Regions from separate parts of the Homo sapiens genome. Here region 1 is linked to region 2. The links are chromatin loops, found by intact Hi-C in ENCODE. Cell type or tissue: Calu3. All regions are shown on one strand. Links, peaks and the distances in the headings refer to the core of each region. The heading gives the core; the rest is flanking DNA.

What was found. Peaks named below come from ENCODE experiments on the same cell type or tissue, not always from the same donor. Only the 100,000 strongest peaks of a DNase experiment are listed, where the experiment ranks them.
Region 1: it touches region 2 in a loop (2.2-fold over the local background); 3 of 110 quality-filtered maps call a loop at or near these places.

What each region holds. Positions count from the first base shown.
Region 1 is chr7:40,845,803-40,848,725 of GRCh38, forward strand. All of the region lies in intron 13 of SUGCT (succinyl-CoA:glutarate-CoA transferase), which reads left to right. Among named protein-coding and RNA genes, the nearest start is that of LINC01450, 130 kb to the right of the region's middle. In Calu3, for the core only: no CTCF peak of the experiment used is centred there; no DNase peak of the experiment used is centred there.
Region 2 is chr7:41,003,826-41,006,748 of GRCh38, forward strand. It overlaps a transcript of SUGCT not described here. Among named protein-coding and RNA genes, the nearest start is that of LINC01450, 25 kb to the left of the region's middle. RefSeq lists an enhancer at 2,387-2,923. In Calu3, for the core only: no CTCF peak of the experiment used is centred there; DNase peaks (open chromatin) are centred at 1,606 and 2,526.

The DNA of each region.
Region 1 (2,923 bases), core at 316-2,815, 160 kb before region 2:
CCGTCATTTGTGTGATCTTAAAGACTCTGGGGAAGGAATAGAAGATGGTTGATATAAGACTAATTCTTTTACTATAGTGACTAAAACGTTCAGAAAAAATTTATTAAATTCTGAAAGACTAGTATCATCAAGTTTACAGAAAAACTTTTCAAAGCTCATTTGAGGTAAGAGCCACAGATAAGCACCTACTATAGCTCTGTTTAGTTGCTCCTTTTAAAATTGAATCGAAACGTGATCTGGCTTCTCTGACTGGAAATTTCCGGTTTTTTCCTTAATGGAGCACAGAGGCAGAGGAGGTGAGGAGAAGGTCACTACTTTGAAGGACTATGGAGCTTAAAATATTCTGGCTATAGACTTCAGCTGAACCAATTTTGTTTTCCATGGTGAAATCTAACCAAACAAAGTCTTGGGAATGCGCCCAAAGAGCTTGTATTGAATATTTGAATTCTAGAAGGCAAAGAAGAGGAAGAATTGATTATTTTGGCAAAGAGCACGTTGTCAGCAAGGTGTTTCTTCACCCTTTTGAGTATTCGTGAGTGTCTAAAATAATGACACGCAAACACTAGTGTTGGAAAAAAAAAAAAAACAGTCAGGAGAGAGCTTCTTCCAGTCCCACATTTTTCAGAGACCTCAGCGGAAGGTTTGGGTAGCACACTTTGAGGGGAGACAGCATGTTTACTAATGAATATGAATAGTATTTCCTTATGGGCCATATATTTTTCCAGTAGGAAATGGATAATCTACTATGACATTTCAGTGGGTTGGAACAAGATAGATAAATCAAATACAAGTTGCCCTGTTTCTTTTTCAAATGAAAGATAAATGCCTTAATGGATTAGCAATCATGAAATATATAAGTATTTATAATACAGTACTGCTTTATAACACCATCTGCTAAAGAATGGTATTTATCCAGCCACTGATATGAGAGCAGATTTTCTTCCACATTATGCAGGGAGGAAGTACATCCCAGTGTTAACGAGCACGCACTTTGTATTTAACCAGCCTAAGTTCTAATGAAATTCTTCAGTTGACAAGCTGTGTAATTTTGATACAGTTACTTAACCCCACTTTCTTCATTGAGAAAATGGTGTCATAATGATCCTACCTTTTAAATTCATTTAGTGCATCAAAGAAGGTAATATATAGAAAGCATTATGCCAAGTGCTTAACACGTGTAAGTACTCAATAAATAATAGCTAGTATCATCATTCCACTGGCCAAAATTGGCTACACACAAAATGAGCCATTTCAAAGTATTTGGAATGTCTGGAGTGAATGCTTTTTAAAGGAGTACTGAGGAACTAGATTAATGAGTTTCTCCTCTAGTCCAGGCAAGTGGGTCTCTACACTGAAACTGAGGCATGTGTCAATCTTAATAGGCTAGTTTGTGGTGGGATAACAAACAATTCCCAAATAACAGTGTCTTAAAACAACACAAATGTATTTCTTACACTACCTGTCCATCATGGGTTGACAGGTACCCAGGCTGGTGGAACAGTCACCATTCTCACACACTGCCAAAGAGACAGGGAGACCGACAGGGTCTTAAATCAACAATTGAGGGTTCTGTCCTGGAGATGACATATACATTTCTTTTCTTTCTTTCTTTTTTTTTTTTTTTTTTTTTTTGAGATGGAGTCTCACTTTATCACCCATGCTGGAGTGCAGTGGTGCGATCTCAGCTCACTGCAACCTCCACCTTCCGGGTTCAAGCGATTCTCCTGCTTTAGCCTCCTGAGTAGCTGGCATTATAGGCGTGCATCACCACGCCTGGCTAATTTTTGTATTTTTAGTAGAGACAGTGTTTCACCATGTTGGCCAGGCTGGTTTCAAACTCCTGACCTCATGATCTGCCCACCTCAGCCTCCCAAAGTGCTGGGATTACAGGCATGAGCCACCACATCCGGCCCACATTTCTTTCATTCACAATTCATTGGGCTCACACAGTTTTACCCAACCCCGAAGGGACAAGGGTGTGTAATACTGTCATATTCCTGGAAACTAGTATAAAGGAAAGTAAAAAAAAATCTCAGGACCCCCAAACTCCTTTGCAAAAGGGAAAGTTAAGCCTGGAGGCTGAGTCGTGCAATGCCCTTTTCCAAATGAAGCTGTTACTGGCATTATACATTAGCCAGATCCCCACAAGGTAAAAGGCCTTGGGCATCTATGAAAGACTGCTCCCACAGATCAATCATGGGCAAATCTTTTGCTGGCCTCCCAGAAACAAGGGCGTGCCAATTATAACTTTAGGCCTGCAATGTAAGTCTAGCTCCTAAATCTAAAGTCTGTTGGATTCCACACCGATGGTGTAGATTACAAGCTTATCTTTCCAGGTGCAGAACAAAGATAAGAGGAGACCAATTATTTCCACCTACCCAGAGAAACTTGCATAATTTACACTTCCTTTACTTCTTTTTCTCTTCAAACATTCACCTTATTACATGTAAAATGTAGATTTACCTGGCACTAACTAAAGTCTCACAGGAATGTAACCATCCACTCTACCTTGTACCTGGCCCTCTTCCTACATGCTTTCTCTCCCCCTTAAGGAAATGTATATATACTGGACAGCCTGAAAACTCTTGGGAAAAATAGCCACAGCTGTGTCTATGGCTCGTGTTTTTCCTGGATGTACCCTAAAGCTGGCTTAATAAACCTCCATGATTGAGACTTTTTCCTCAGTGCCTCATTTCCGTTATCTGCAGAAACTGGAAATTTGGTGGATAACACTGATGACTATCAAAGGGTCATTGATGTGGTTAAAAATAGACAACCTATAGATACTGGCACTTGAGGCCCTCCTTATTAAGTTAAAAAACAATGAGCCAAAATTGATTCAAGCAGTAGTGATATATGGCGTTTCTGAACTCTGAGTGAGACTGGAGACATATCTATGTTGGTGGTACATACCACAGGATGC
Region 2 (2,923 bases), core at 156-2,655:
GTCAGAAACAGAAAAGCATGCTTTTCTTATCTCTCTTTTCCTAGGAGCAGTGATATAATGCGATTGAAATCTCTTGCCTGTTTATTGTATCATCATCCATAGCTGTATGGCTCTACGATATTCTGGAAAAGGTATAGATACAGTTAAAATAAAAATCCATCCCACCACATTATCATGGCCTTGGGGTACATTTTCCAAGATCCACCCTCCCCATCCCTAGGCATCTTTCTATTGCTTCCTGGATCGCCCCACTAAGGACATATGTATCTGCTTGTAGCCAGTGCAACTGAGCTCCCCAAACACAGATTCCCATGAAAACTGAACAAAAGAGGAGGGAGAGGCAGAGCATGTTAAATGTCTCATTAGGCCTTCTGTCTGATTCTCATTAGATTCGCTGACTGCTTCTCATTAGGCCCATTGCCTCAACTTCTTTCAGGCCCTGAATATGTAGGCCAGTGCTTATTGTCATGGTTGGTCGAGAAGATCCATTTCATTTATTCATAAATTGAATGTGGCTTCTGAAAAGTCCCAGGCATTTCTTTTGGCAAAGTGAAGGCAGGCGTATTGTTGTTATTTGCTATTTTTTGAGCAATCCTAAGCAGGGTGGGCAGAAGAAATAATTTAAAAGACCCAGCACGAAAATTTCAAACACTGCTGCAGAACTGGAGCACTGGGAGACACATTGTTGCAGCCAAGAGGCCAGCATCATATGCAGACATCTGCAATGGGACATCATGGGCACAATCACAAATACCACCAGGTTCAGAGAGGAACTGCTATGGCTCTAACAAGATGCCCACTGGGCAGGCTATGGAAGACAAGAGCTATCAGGGACATCAGTAAGTTGCAACTCCTGTCCTCCCTGCTGTTTGAAAACATGTACCCAGTGTTTTGAATTAAGAACCAAATAATCACATAGAAAAGTTACTGTACAGTAAAATATTCTACAAATTATGGGTATAATACATTACCCTTGTGGAAAAAAAAAAATAACTGGCATCTCAATATTCTTCTCATTGAAACAAGTAACTGATCCCTTCCCCTGGGAAGAAAGCTCCCAAGATATGGCAGGAAGTTAATGGAACTTAGAGACAATATGTTTATTGTGACATCGGTGGACTTGGCCCTGAAGAATCACACAAAATACATATCTGCAATGGAAAAAGTAAACATTGATGAGCATTTGCCCAAAAAATGGCAAGCAACTGCGTACTTCCTATGCTGTCTCTTTGCCATTGTTTGCTGTCTTTGCTTGAGTTTCTCTCCTGGGTGCATGTGATGTGCGCCTAACATGACTTTCAGAGTCATCTGGTGCCTAGAATCAGAGAGATGATTTTCATAAGGAATTATTTTTTTAATTTTCCCGGACAGTAAAGTTTGAGTGAGGAGATTTAGTACCCTTTAGAAAGCCAGTGTTTCCCCCTCAGCTGAAGGTATGCTCTGTGTTTGATACAGACCTATCGAAGCAAGTCAGGCTGCCCAAGAAACACTTTTCTGAAATTGAATGTTAATATTAGATTGGAAACTTTCTTCCTGCCCCATCCCCCCACCCATGAGGGATAAAAGAGGTGTCTCCATATAAAGTCTTCTCCATCAGGAAGAAATGCGGGTATTCCCCAAGGAAGGAGAAGGGCCATGACTCACTGAGGAGGTCCAGGGTGTGGTTTCTTTCAGACAAGCTCCAGCTGTTCCAAAAGCTGGAAAGACATGGCAACTTCTCCTTTGTGGGTTTTGTTCAAGTTTGCAATGTCCCATTTTGAGGTAGCACTGGAATCCTCTTTTTACTCTGTGCTGTGGGAAGAATTTCCATGTGGGTACATGACTGTTATCAATGAGGTTACCTATGTTTAGGTTTGTTGCCTTTATATCAGGCTATGTGGTCAGCCTTATAAGGACCTATGTGAAGATCAGGGCATAGAACTTGCTGTTAGGAAAGGGCATGGTCATTCCAAAGATGCTTCTATGCTGATTTCCCTCACCCCCAATACTGACTTCTAAGCCAGTTTCCCCATCCTTGGTGACTAGCCCTCAACCTTGTGTAAGTACTCCCATTTTGGGGAACTTGACCTCCGAGCATTCCAGGAAATGTGTATCCCAGACTGCAACGTTCATTCACAACATTCCCAAACAAAACTTGTTTTTCTCCCAGTTGGCTTGCAGAATATACTGTTTTGTGAAGCCCTCCTAAGATGTATTGATAAATATCTGAAAGAGACATGCTTATTGATGTCTGTGAGACATGACTGTGGAGATGACATAAAAATTTTGGCTCCAAAGCTTTTCAGTAAAAAGCCCAGTTCAGAGACAGGCTGTAACAATGGGCTGAAAATGATCTTGGCCTTTCAAGCGCTTTATCCTATCCAAAGTTTCAGCAAGAGAACCTGATCTCCCAGAAAGTATTGCTTTTATTGCCAACCATAGAGAATCACTGACAAAACTAATTAAAGAATTTGAACCTCATTTCCTCTTTCATTAGCTGACCCTCAACCAGGGGCTGGACTCCAAACAAAGGCACTCTGAGCCAACAAGATATAGAATGTGAGCCTCTCACCAGAGTAAAGAGGGCTGCATGCTCTCATTCTCCTCTTTGAAAGAGCTACTTGAGTGCAAAATACCTTGCCCTTTTTTTTATAATGGAAAAAGCTTTGGGTTGCCATCAGAAATAATGAAGTTTGAAGTTCCTGAAAGTTATTCATTTATTGGACTTGACTTTCCACCCTTCCCTTGAATTCCAGGAGCCAGGTCAAGACAGTGAGTTCTCATGGAAAATTAAGTACTTTTGCAAAGGTGCTTAAAGAAATATGCTTGTTTCAGGTTTCAGGCTCTCAAGGGGATGGTGGTCATTGATTTCCAGGCTTAAGACAACGATAAAGACTTCCAGATATGAATGAGCTTATATGGAATTCAGCCAGTCTACCTGAAA